Regions from separate parts of the Homo sapiens genome. Here region 2 is linked to region 1. A link is a contact called in ENCODE Hi-C or POLR2A ChIA-PET data. All regions are on one chromosome and are shown on one strand. Each heading gives the region's core, a stretch centred on a gene start or an enhancer-like site at or near the end of the contact. The rest is flanking DNA. Distances are from core to core; before and after follow the strand shown. Region 1 overlaps TGFBR2 (transforming growth factor beta receptor 2). Region 2 overlaps CMTM7 (CKLF like MARVEL transmembrane domain containing 7).

Region 1 (6,761 bases), core at 2,597-5,096:
AGACAAATCAACATTAAGAGTTTTCATTCTGGCCGGGTGTGGTGGCTCATGCCTGTAATCCTAGCACTTTGGGAGGCTGAGGCAGGTGGATCATCTGAGGTCAAGAGTTTGAGACCAGCCTGATCAACATGGTGAAACCCCGTCTCTACTAAAAACATAAAAATTAGCCGGGCATGGTGGCAGATGCCTGTAATCCCAGCTACTTGAGAGGCTGAGGCAGGAGAATTGCTTGAATCCAGGAGGCAGAGGTTGCAGTGAGCCGAGACTGCACCATTGCACTCCAGCCCGGGTGACAGAGTGAGACTCTGTCTCAAAAAAAAAAAAAAAAAAAGTTTTCATTCCTCAAGATAAAGAAGAGATGGTGGCAATAAGGGGAGAAATGGAATATAAAATGTTGCTCCTAATGTCTGCTGTTTTAGGTGGAAGAAATATCCCACCACACAGAAAAGAGATGCTTAAAAAGCAAACACCCCCTACCTTCTGGAGCATTTTAGAAGACTCTGAAATCACCCAGACATTTGAGTCGTCAGCTGTGAAAGGCTTCCTGTACTGTACAGTGAGAAATTGTCTTTATGCTTATTATCTCACTTCATAAGAAAGTCTGAGAATAAATAAGAGGAAAAATATGAGGGATGCCCATGATGATCACTTGAGTTGAAAGACTCTGAAAATGGAAGTCATTAGTATCTGAAAGGCTCATAGTAAAATATAAAATGCATGATATATTTTGACAAAGATATTCAATGATAAAATATAGATCCAACTTGCAGGCCATTTATCAACTTTTGTCCTTTTGGAGGAAATAAACTTGTCTACTGTAGACAAGCTGGTATACAGAAGGAGAGAAAAGTTTCTTCAATGCTAGTAAACATGCCTGGGTATTCTACTGTCAGAGATTAATTCCTTTGGCTTAGCCTAGGCCTTCTTTTAAAAGGTGATCTACTTGAAGAAAGCTGACCTGGTAAGTCAGAATATCAGGTGTTACCATGTTTCATGTGATTAAACTATTTAGATTTCCCTCCTAACTCAAATCACATAAAGAACATGAGGCCAAGCACAGTGGTTCATGCCTGTAATTCTAGCACTTTGGGAGGCCAAGGCAGGTTATTCACCTGAGGTCAGGAGTTCGAGACCAGACTGACGAACATGGTGAAACTCGTCTCTACTAAAAATACAAAGATTAGCTGGGTATGGTGGCACACTCCTGCAGTCCCACCTACTCAGGAGGCTGAGGCAGGAGGATCACTTGAACCTGGGAGGCAGAGGTTGCAGTGAGCCAAGATCGTGCCATTGCACTCCAGCCTGGGCGACAGAGTGAGACTCCGTCAAAAAAAAAAAAAAAAAAAAAACAACCAGAAAAGAAAACGAGAGAAATGGACCATTTACAGGATGAGGATGAGAACATAGGAAGGAAGAGTAATCTGGAAAGCGTTGCCCTGACAAGATGTGCATGCCTGCCTTCAGTTCACTGAGAAGTTGGCCTGGGGGATGTTGGACAGGAAGATAGGGAGAATGGCAGTAGGTGAAGGACACAGGAAGAGAACAAGCTGGATCTGCAGTGCTACTGAGCACCAAACACGAAACACGAGGACACATAGCTTCTCGCAGGTGGAATGCACATGGCCGCAGAGATAGGGTGTAGAGCCAGCATTTGTATTTCAAAAAGATTTTTTAATTAAATCAGACCTATTGTTGACTAAACTAACATTTACACTACCACGCTGGTAAAATTAAAAGACTTATCCATTCCCAGTGTTGGAGAAGGTACACGGAAATCCATATGCTTACATCCTTTTCAGGAGGAGAATAGTTTAGTAGTGCTTATTCAAATTTAAAATACACATATTTCTAATCTAGAAATTTCACTTCTGGCAATCTGCCTTGCAGAAATATTAGCACAAATGCATGAGATATTTTTACAAAGATATTCAATGTAGCATTAAGTGGAAAAACTGAAGACAATCCATCAACAGGGACATGATAAGATCCATCGTGGGAGATAATATGAAATTCGAGACTAAATTAAAAGATGTACAGTATATCTATGTGTTCTATCTTGTTTAGAAGGAATTGTAAAAGTGGTTGGGTATAAAAAAGTGTTGCAAAATAATATTTATAGTATGATCAGATAGTTGTACTGAAAGATGGATGAGTGGATGGAAGGATGGACAGATGGATGAAAGGAGGGAAAGAGAAAGGAAGACAGGGAGAGATTGGGAGAGAGGATGGAGTGGGAGATAATATGAATGAATGATAGAGACGTGTGTGCATCTAATACATTGTCAATACAGATGATCTGTTGCATTGGGAGTGAGGGGAGGACGAAAATGTACTTTCATTTTTAATTTTCACACACTGTTGGATTGTTTGAAATTTTTGATGACGAGCATATACTACTTTTGTAATTAAAAACCACTGAATTCTCTTCTTATTAAAAATTGAGGGAATAGTGTATGCCTTCCTTTCAAGCTGAGTAAACGCTGAACTTCAAAGATGGAGGCTAGTATCTAATCTACTCTTCTCCTGGCTCTAGGGGTAAACTTTGGCTTATTATTTCCTCTCTGTATTGCAATGTTTCTCTCAAATGGGATCGATGACAAGTACCCTAAAGACAAATCCTGGGACTATGTACAAGAAACAACATCAGTTATAAAGAAAGTCCTCCTCCAAGATTAAACAACCCCATCCAAATCTTTAGAACAATAGTTACCAAATTTTAGCTGCACAGAATTACTGGGAGGGCTTGTTAAAATACAGATAGCTGGGGTTCACCCTCTATGTTTCTCATTTAGTGGGGCCTGAGAATCTGCATTTATAACAGGTTCCCAGGTGATACTGATGCTGGCTGCTCAAGAGGCCGCACTTTGAGAAACACTGCTCTAGGTGAAAGAAACTATTTGTCAAAGACAAATAATAATGTTTGCCCCAGTCAACCATATTTGATGAGAACCAGAACAAACCCTGCTACTCCCCAAGCCCCTCTTTCCACCAGCTGAATGAGCTCCTAATCCACTGTATGCAATCCACCACAGGAGGAATGTGCTCTATGACACTGCAGACCAAGGATACAAAAAATTGGCACAGATCTCAGGTCCCACACCCTTAAGAGAAGAAAACTCACCTTCTGAGAAGATGATGTTGTCATTGCACTCATCAGAGCTACAGGAACACATGAAGAAAGTCTCACCAGGCTTTTTTTTTTCCTTCATAATGCACTTTGGAGAAGCAGCATCTTCCAGAATAAAGTCATGGTAGGGGAGCTTGGGGTCATGGCAAACTGTCTCTAGTGTTATGTTCTCGTCATTCTTTCTCCTAGAGTGAAGAGATTCATTGGAAGCGAGGGGAGAGGGAGAGAGAGAAAGAGAATAAATGAATAATATGGCCTCCAGACAGAAAGGCAATCTGGAATACTTTTCCTTCATGAAGTTGTTCCTAACAACGGCAGCTGGTTCCTGTTCTCCAGCATTCGCAGGCTGTCCTATAGTCTCCTATGCTTTTCTACTCTTTTCTGTTTTTCCTTTGTTTATTCTTGGAACCCATTTGTGATTATAAACATCACCTGGAGCAGACAGCGTTCCACGGGGCAGTCCTGGTGGAGAACTTTACATATTTAAGTCTTAATTAAATCATTAAAGGGGAAGACATGGAAAAAAAGAACATTCCTAGGTACTCAGGATAATTTTAAATCTTCCATCCTGAATGTAATGCAAACCTCACATCACACCCCTAGTTTAAGTGGCAAAATCTGTCCTGTCTAGCTATACTGTTTTCAAAGAGCATGCCTGGGGAAATAGTCACAGTTCCTCTTTTTTTTGTTTGCTGGGCCCCAGAGCATTGCGTGTAAAGGGTATACTCCTTGTCAACAGCTGGTTCTGCTGAGAAAAACGGGAAGAAACATCGCAGATAAAGAACTGCAGTCTTTCCCAAATTACAGAAAGGAGCAATTCAGAAAAAACAAACAAACAAAAAAAACAAATAAATAAAAGAAATGGAAAGGGATGTCAGGGTGTTCTTCATTTACAGTTCAATGAAATATTTTATGCTGTCATAAACTAACTACTTTGACAGTATCACTTCATAGCACATATTTGAAGACTAATTTAGCCCAGGGCTCAGAGAATTTCTCACATAGCATTTTCCTTGGGCCCTAGGAAATGCTCAATTGGCCGTCAGTGTACATTAGATTTTTAAACAACATGATTAATGCCCACTATTATAATTGAACAAAAGAACATTTTGGCTCTCTTGGAAAAGGGTATCACCTCTCTATCTACCTCCCTCTGCTCCCTCATGAACATACTATCTTGGATGACTGTCCAACAAGGCTAGTCTGACATCCACCCTTTCACCTCTGTCCTTTTTAGATGCAAAATACCTGTTGTCTTGAATCGCATTCTCTCTGTCTAGAGAGGGAGCGGAAGGAAGGGCTAATCTGGTCCAGTCAGTTTTGCTAGAGTAATCTTCTATGAAGATTCTGAGTGCACACATGAGCCAATGCATGCATGTACTCACTCACCAATTTTCCCCTAATCCTCCCTGCCCCATGCACAAAGGCTCACTGCTCACAGCAAGGAAAACGGAAGGCAGGCTAGAAGCAAGAAGCAGCTAAGACACAGCTTGCACCTATAAAAGATGCGGGGCCATCCCCATGAGAGAAAGAGCAACTTTGACCAATACCACTTTTTTAGTGCTTAAGTCAAGGACATTAAAGGACAATATGTTGACAAAGGGATAAGGGCAAGGGTATGGGTTAGGACAATCCAGGCAGGAATGGTGCCAGTGTCAACATCCATGCAGCCCAGAGTTGACTCCAGTGGAGGTACATGTGTCTGCTTGTGAAGGGGCTCAAGGGTTCTTAAACTAGAATTCCGAAAGACACAAGAGGAGCAAGGCTTTGCTAAGTTGGTCCCTGCTGTGACAGGAAGAGTGACAAGCAGAATAATTGGTTGAGGGTGGCTATCAGGACACCAAATGAAACTAAATGAAAGTTGGCATGATCATACAACAAATGATGTATAATTTGGAAATCTACCCATCTTTAACCCCAAAGCTACTTGGCAGTCTTCAAATCAGCTGTAGTCATGGAACAAGAACACCTTCCTCCCTGCCCCCACAGTTTTGTGTGTGTGTGTGTGTGTGTGTGTGTGTGTGTGTGTGTGTGTAGGTTGTTTTTGGTTTGGGTAATAAAACGAAGGTATGCTGTGCCCACAGAAAGGCATGGTCTCTTTTCCTTGTGACGCTTATAGAGGCCTAAGAAGGAACTGTGAGCCATGAAAGAAAGCTGCTCTATAATTATTGGGCAGCTCTTCCAGAGCCTCCGGTTTTCTACCTCTTAGCTACTGAGAGAACTAACATCACAGAGAGAAAACAACTGTAATACTTGAGACCTGGTAAAGCCCTTAACTGCTTTCTCCACTCACTCCTGTAACAGCCAGGCACAGCTAACTTTTCAAACTCTTTTTGGATATAGCTGAGCATAGGAAAGGTAAATACAAAGAAGTAAATACGGACTTCTTTTTTTGTCCTGCAACATTTGCTCTGAGCCACTGAAGAGGTTGTCAATTTCCACTGAAAGAAGAACCAACATGATAAAATTAATTTTGGAGGCTGGGCACGGTGGCTCATGCCTGTAATCTAAGCACTTTCAGAGGCCGAGGCAGGCGGATCACAAGGTCAGGAGTTCGAGACCAGCCTGGCCAACACAGTGAAACCCCATCTCTACTAAAAATACAAAAAATTAGCCACGTGATGGTGGTGTGCACCTGTAATCACAGCTACTCAGGAAGCTGAAGCAGGAGAATCGCACGAACCCGGGAGGCAGAGGTTGCAGTGAGCCCAGATCACGCCATTGCACTCCAGCCTGGGCAACAGTGGGAGACTCCCTCTCAATTTAAAAATAATAATAATAATAATTTTGGTTATAAAATATTTCTATCCTTGGAGGCAGCTTAAGCATTTTATATGGAATGGGCACACAACTGACATTAGTTAAATGAATGAATGAATGAATGAATGAATGAAAAAACACTAAAACTGATTAAAAAAACAACAACACTGAAATCTACAATCATAGTAGAGCCTTTCAGTTTCCACACTGGCTATTTTTACAATAGCCTCCTGTCTTAGTTTAGGTTTCCTGGAAACAGACCTTGAGGCTGTGAGAGTTCTGTGCAGGAGGTTTTTGGAGATGCATCTGTAAGCGACTAAAGGCAACAGTATTGCACAGAAGGAAAAAGCTAAACTATAATGCAGGTTGCAGCAAAGGCCTCAGTGAATGCCTTGGAAACTCTGAAAATGGGATGTCCTTCAAAGATGTACCACATTATGGCAAAATAACCAGGAATTTGTTTCTCTGCATCAACTAGCCATGGGATGATGGCTACCCATGAAAAGTGTCCAACGTGAATGAGGCAGCTCCCATCACTGGAGGGAAGGCTCAGCAGTGATCCTTCAACAGCCAACACTCCCAGGGAATGAGTGCCTTGGTCATGAAGGAGGATCAAGGAGGGCACTATAGCGTACCCTATACTTCCCCTTCTCATTATCAACACCCCTGGCTTCACGGGAGAATTTTCTTTGGCCAGCACAGGTCAAAATAATGTTCATTGTATTTACCCTTTATAGCTGGGACACAGAAAAGACAGGGAGGCCTCCTCTCTTCGACATGCTCACATTTTTTTGAGGCTAGCAAAGCCTCTATTCTAGAGAGACTTGATTCACATTTAATGATTTGGGCTTGTATTACTGGTCAGGAAAACAAA
Region 2 (6,761 bases), core at 3,089-5,588, 1.8 Mb before region 1:
AAAGGTCCACTGAAGATGAATGAAAAACAAAATGCAGTCTGGTCTATCCACACAATGGAATAAAATTTGGTTATAAAAAGGCTGGCATGGTGGCTCATGTCTGTAATCCCAGCACTTTGGGAGGCCAAAGTGGGAGGATTGCTTAAGGCCAGGAGTTTGAAACCAGCCTGGGCAACACAATGAAACCTCATCTCTGTAAAAAAAAAAACACAAAAATTATCCAGGTGTGGTGGCATGCACCTGTAGTCTCAGCTACTCGGGAGGCTGAGGTGGGAAGATCACCTGAGCCTGGGAGGTTGAGGCTGCAGTGAGTCGCGATCACGTCACTGCACTCTAGCCTGGGTGACAGAGTGAGACCCTGTCTCTAAAAAGAAAAAAAGGAATGAAATACTGATACCTGCTACAACATGGATGAACCATGAAAACATTCAGCTAAGTGAAAGATGCCAGTTACAAAAGACCACATATACAATTCCATTTACATGAGACGTTCAGAGTAGAAAAATTTTAGAGACAGAAGATTAGTGATTGCTTAGGACTGGAGGGATGAGTGGTAGGGAGGTGACAGCTAAAAGGTATGGAATTTCTTTCTGAAATGATGAAAATGTTCTCAAGTTGACTGTAGTAATGGTTGGACAACTCTGGAAATATACTAAACTCCATTGAATTGTACCCTTGAAATGGGTGAACAATACGGCATATGAACTGCATCTCAATGAAGCTTTAAAAAATAATACAGTGGGAAGAAAAAGTCTGGCAACTTCTGACTGTCTCCTCAGCCCCCACTAGTCTCTTTTAGCCAGAAAATCCTATCATTCAATCCTCACAACAGCATCAATACCCATCATCTTCACCTACAATTTCCTTCCGTGTTCCTTTTCCCAACTCATACACACACAGCCATTCTCTGTTGCTTGAGAAAGTAAGCATGGGGCAATAGCCACAGCCTTCTTCTTTTTTTTTTTTTTTTTTTTTTTTTTTTTGAGAGGAGTCTCGCTCTGTCACCCAGGCTGGAGTGCAGTGGCTCGATCTCGGCTCACTGCAAGCTCCGCCTCCCGGGTTCACGCCATTCTCCTGCCTCAGCCTCTCTGAGTAGCTGGGACTACAGGCACCCGCCACCACGCCCGGCTGATTTTTTGTATTTTTTAGTAGAGACGGGGTTTCACCGTGGTCTCGAACTCCTGACCTCGTGATCCGCCCGCCTCAGCCTCCCAAAGTGCTGGGATTACCAGCGTGAGCCACCGCGCCCGGCCAGCCACAGCCTTCTTGTAGCTGGAAAGTGAGTTTTAAAAACCAGCAGGACATCAAGCAGAGATGTCCACCAAACAATAGGAAATTCAGGGCAGAGGCAGCAAAGAATGGTTAAAGAGGTGAGATGGGCAGACGGGAAAAACTCTGTCAGGTCTCAGTACTCTAGCTAACATCCTGACTTGTGCATGCGGAGGACAGGGCCAGACCACTCTCTTACCGACAGGGGCCAGCTGATACAGGTGAGCACGCGGTAGAAGCGGAAGAGGTGGACCAGGTAAAAGGCGAGGATCATTATCAAGTCGCAAATGGTGACCACTTCAAAGTAGCTGTAGGCGCTGTAGTTGGTCCACAGGGAGCTCCGCACACAGATGAAGGCAATCAGCAGGGTGACCTGCCACATAAATAGAGACATCAGAGAAATGCTTGCCCAAGACGGGCACCCAGGGAACAAACAACGGAAAACAACCAAGCATCCCCCAGCAGGCCCACATTGAAGAACTGCTATTAATACAATTCAGGTTATTTCCATACACACTGGCTGGAAGGTTGGAAGACTGCAACTTCATGTGGTACACACTTTGAAACTACTGTCTGTGAACACTGATGACAGCAGAGACTGACTTCGTCCTCTCTGAAGTTTGTTAGATTGTGCCAGCGGGAAGCCCCCTCAGAAGAAGCAGGAAAACAAGAAAATAACAAAGCAGAACCATCCCTTTCATCTGCTGGATATCCATAGAGCAAAGAGGACAGCGTGATGGTGACCTGGGGTTTACATATTAGGCCCAATTGTACGAAGTTGCCAATATTTGATGGTTTTTGACCTACAAAGATGGTAATTCATACCTTACAGCTATCAACTGACAGATAACAAGTTACCATTTACTGATGTCTGACATACGTGATCTCGCTAAGGCCATGCAGAACCCTGCCAGGTAGACAAAATCATCCCCATGTTCATAAGGGGAAACGGAGGCATGCAGGTTCAATCATCAGTCCAAGGCTATCTGGCTTGTAAGCAGAAGTGGGATTTGAATCCAGGTCTGTCTGACTCTAAGGACCATGTTCCTCCATGTCAGATGCAGTTCTACCTCCCAAAAGTGTAAGCTCTGATCATAACAAGCCGAGAAAGGTGGACGGGTTCTCAACCATGCAGGAATCCTGTTTAAGAGGTGAGGCTGCTCACCATCAGGGCATGTGGTGAGAGCTCACTAAGAAATATCTCAGCACGAGTGAACATGCTTAACGGCCTGCTACTGAATTAATAACCAGATGAAAACTATTAGCAATGCATGAGTACAAGAAAGTAGAATGAGTAACAGTCTGAGCTTCCGTGAAGGCCAAAGAGAAAACCTGTCTACTCCATGTAGGGAACAAACCAGTAACACACGGGATTCAATGTGTGTAAAATCTTAGAATCTACTTATTTATTTAGTTATTTAGTTTTTGTTTTTCTGAGATAGAGTCTGGCTCTGTTCCCCAGGCAGGAGTGCAGTGAACCAATCTCAGCTCACTGCAACCTCTGCTTCCTGGGCTCAAGTCATCCTCCCACCTTAGCTTCTCAAGTAGCTAGGATTACAGGCGTGTGCCATCATGCCTGGCTAATTTTCATATTTGTAGTAGAGACGGGGTTTTGCCATGTGGCCCAGGCTGGTTTCAAACTCCTGAGCTCAAGCAATCCCCCTGCCTTGGCCTCCCAAAGTGCTGGGATTATGGACGTAAGCCATTGTTTCCAGCCAGGAATCTATTTAAAATGCACAACCAATTTAGAAAAAAGATTATTTTATACACTGCCTCTCTCCTATGGAGGAGTGATTCTTTTTTTTTTGAGATGGAGTCTCACTCTGTTGCCCAGGCTGGAGTGCAGTAGCATGATCTTGGCTCACTGCAACTCTGCCTACGAGATTCAAGCGATTCTCTTGCCTCAGCCTCCAGAGTAGCTGGGACTACAGGTATGCACCACCATGCCCAGCTAATTTTTGCATTTTTAGTAGAGAGGGGGTTCCACCATGTTGGCCAGACTGGTCTTAAACTCCTGAACTCAAGTAATCTGCCTGCCCCAGCTCCCCAAAGTGCTGTGATTACAGGTGTGAGCCACCACGCCTGGCCAGAGCAGCGAGTCTTAAAGTGTGTGTGTGTGTGTGTGTGTGTGTGTGTGTGTGTATGCGTGTGGTGTTAGTGTATGGGTGTGTTAGCGTATGGGTATATGATTTTGTGTCCTATGGGACATTTGGCAATGTGTGTATATATTTTTGGTTTACACAATTTGCGGGGATGGGGGTTGCTACTGGCATTTAGTGGGTAGAGGCCCAGGGTGCTGCTAAGCACCCTGCAATAAATAGGAGAGCTCCCATAGTAAAGAGTTACCCATCTCCAGCCCCAAATGTGGCCCCTCAACTACAGTACTACTGTTGAAAAATTCTGCTATAGAAAATGTCAGTCTACAATGAGAATTAAATCACAAAATGGGGCCTGGTGCATGCCTGGCATCCCAGGCTCACGCCTGCAATCCCAGCACTTTGGGAGGCCAAGGCGGGTGGATCACCTGAAGCCAGGAGTTTGAGACCAGCCTGGGCAACAAGCAAGACCCTGTCTCTACAAAAAATACAAAAACTAGCTGGGCGTGGTGGCATGCACCTGTGGTCTCAGCAACTTGGGAGGCTGAGGTGGGAGGATCAATTGAGCCTAGGAGGTTGAGGTTGCAGTGAGCTATTATCACGTCACTGCACTCCAGCCTGCAAGACAGAGTGAAAGTCTGTCTCTAAAAAAATAAAAATCAAATCAAATCACAAAATGGATCTTACTCCAGTTAAAACAGTTGATGCTGAAATGCTCTTATTTTCTAAAGCCCCTTGTTGCTAGCCCACTATCAAGATCCTCAGCAATAGGTACAACAGCTAAAAGAGAACTCTCAGCTGGAAGCTTGAAGCAGGTATGGAGAGTGCTCTGCTTACCAGATCGAAACAGAAGAGTGTGGCTGTGACACAAAGAGTCCCTCAACATTTGTGTATTTCCCTTTGCTAATGAGCAACGCAAGTGTTTTCATTTTTTCGGTTCCTCTGAAGCTAGCCAGCCATGGTGATATAATGATTCACACCTCTGCCTTACTCAGGAGTGTGCATGATCGCCAGGGCTTTGCTGCTACGTTAGTCTTACTTCCAGGCCACATCTACATGGGGAAGTCTAGGGGTCTTCCCAGCCCCACAATGACCTCCTCAAGAACTCAAGTATCATTATTCAAGGCATGACTGAAAATGCAGATAATGTGGGATTATGCAGCGTGATTCCTAGGTAGAGAGGCAATTTTGCATCTAGTTTAATGCAGAGATTAAAATAATTTTCCAACTCGTCGTTGAAGACAAAGTTAGCTCTTTTTCATGGTGACACAGGGATGTGGAAGTTTCCCAGCCAACAAAAGGGGCCTGTGCAGGTCAGGTCTTCCTGCTCTGAGCCTCCAGGGCTGAGTACTGTGTAGTAGGAAGTACATTCCTGCTCTATCAGAAACATCTCGAACCTTTCTGGGAAACTTGCTCATGAAATAACACTTTCTGAATTCGGTTCACTGGGCCTATGGCCATCTACCATATGACTTTCTTTAGGAAAGCCCAATTTTAGAAAATCTAATTTAGCCAGAGTATGGTGTGTGCTTATGCGTGCTCCTAAAAGCTTCCTTTTTGCCCAGGGATTCATTCATTCCAACTTTAAATAGCCAGCATCTTAGCCAGCATATTAAGTTAAAAAAAAAAAAAAGATTTGACTGACATCAAACTTTTCAGAAATTCTTCTAAAGCCAGTAGGTAACTTCTGCAAATGCTGGGGCCCCCTGAATTATTTAGAAGCTTAATTCCTGGGTGACAAAATAATCTGTACAACAACCCCCTCCCATGACACAAGTTTACCATATAAGAAACCTACACAAGTACCCCTGAACTTAATATACAAGTTAAAAAAGAAAGCAAAGGTGAAGTGGAAGAAAGAACAAGACAATAGTGGGGAAAAGGCGCTGGGGTGTTTATCCCTGCCCTCCTCCCGCCAGCTCCAACCCTCTCAGGTGTCTTCGTGTTCCCAGTTAGAAAAGCAAATGCACAAACACGCCTGAATTCAGAGAGGACTGGAGGTAGGGGTTCTGACTTCAGGACGGAGTGAAGCAGCTGGGAGGCTCCTGGAAGACAGATGTTTCTGTGTAGAGTAACTTCAAAGTGATGCTGTCCAAAGGGTTCACTTGCCTCTTAAGGTGCCTTCTAGCTCCTCTCGTAACGGTTTGTTCTTTTATATTGAACTGTCATAAAAATAAAATATCTAACATAAATGTCCAGGGGTTTATTTTATTTATTTTATTTTTTTGAGATGGAGTCTCACTCTGTCGCTAGGCAGGAGTGCAGTGGCAACATCTCAGCTCACTGCAACCTCCACCTCCCTGGTTCAAGGGATTCTCCTACCTCAGCCTCACAAGTAGCTGGGATTACATGTATGCGCCACCATGCCCAGCTAATTTTTGTATTTTTAGTAGAGACAGGGTTTCACCATGTTGGCCAGGAGAGTCTCGATCTCCTGACCTTGCGATCTGCATGCCTTGGCCTCCCAAAGTGTCGAGAGTACAGGCGTGAGCCACCGCGCCCGGCCTATTTTTTTCTTTTGAGACAGAGTCTCACTCTGTCACCCAGGCTGGAGTGCAGTGGCGCTATCCCCACTCACTGCAACCTCTGCCTTCTGGGTTCAAGCGATTCTCCTGCCTCAGCTTCCTGAGTAGCTGGGACTACAGGTGTGCACCACCACGGCCGGCTAATTTTTATATTTTTAGTAGAGACAGGGTTTCACCATATTGGTCAGGCTGGTCTCGAACTCCTGACCTCAAGTGATCCACCCGTCTCAGCCTCCCAAAGTGCTGGGATTACAGGTGTGAGCCACGGTGCCCAGCCATGTCCAGGGGTTTAAAAGTAACACTGCAAGAGCCCTCAACTCAAAGCAAGGGTCCCACAGACCAGCCATGATACCACAGAATCACTGGAATTAGAATTCCAGATAAGAAACATCACTCCCTGGAACCTGTGTCCTTTCTGACTCCATTCTGTCAGAATTCTTACTAGAAAGAAGACATGATTTTTTGGAAGGAGCAGAGGGTTTAAATTTCACAAGAGATGAAGGAAGCTGACATGATCTGAGAAAAGTGATGGTCCCCTGAGGACTCTGGAACCAAACTAGTCTGGTTGCAGCTTGAGTGTACACCCGCAACCAGCCAGGTGCCAGAAAGTTTGCCCAGGTTCTCAGCCTGGCTGAGCATCCTTCCAGAAAGAAATGAGATTTTGAGGTCTACGATGAAAAATCTCTACAGAAAACTCAAGAGGCAGTTTTCAAGAGACGTCGGCTTCTGATTGGGCTGGGGAGGTGTCTGGTGGTCTCAGGACCCTGTCTCCTGCCACCCATGCTTGGGAACATTTCCTCAGCAGACCTGAGCCCTCGTGCCTCTGCCAAGTCTGGTCCACTGAGTGTGCCTGTGTCTGGCTAAAGATGGC

What was found. A loop is a pair of places that touch in the nucleus more often than their neighbours do. ChIA-PET counts read pairs that join two places held with the same protein, here RNA polymerase II (POLR2A). Pooled maps may share reads with other maps.
Region 2: a loop to region 1 is called in a map with no recorded cell type, with 5 times the contacts of the local background. The contact joins two enhancer-like sites. A Hi-C loop is called at or near these places in 1 of 168 maps with a recorded cell type or tissue (CD4-positive, alpha-beta T cell), 8 of 37 single-sample maps with no recorded cell type and 8 of 50 pooled maps. POLR2A ChIA-PET finds 5 or more read pairs at or near these places in 1 of 52 experiments (activated B cell).

Annotation. Positions count from the first base shown.
Region 1 is chr3:30,646,821-30,653,581 of GRCh38, reverse strand. TGFBR2 (transforming growth factor beta receptor 2) reads right to left here. Exons shown (of 7, transcript NM_003242.6): 3 at 3,122-3,312. Among named protein-coding and RNA genes, the nearest start is that of TGFBR2, 44 kb to the right of the region's middle. Within about 2 kb of position 3,846, at least 5 of the 41 ENCODE cell types and tissues checked have a DNase peak (open chromatin) inside an H3K27ac peak, as active enhancers do.
Region 2 is chr3:32,436,721-32,443,481 of GRCh38, reverse strand. It overlaps CMTM7 (CKLF like MARVEL transmembrane domain containing 7), which reads right to left. Exons shown (of 5, transcript NM_138410.4): 2 at 1,469-1,642. Among named protein-coding and RNA genes, the nearest start is that of CMTM7, 48 kb to the right of the region's middle. RefSeq lists an enhancer at 6,186-6,761. Within about 2 kb of position 4,338, at least 8 of the 41 ENCODE cell types and tissues checked have a DNase peak (open chromatin) inside an H3K27ac peak, as active enhancers do.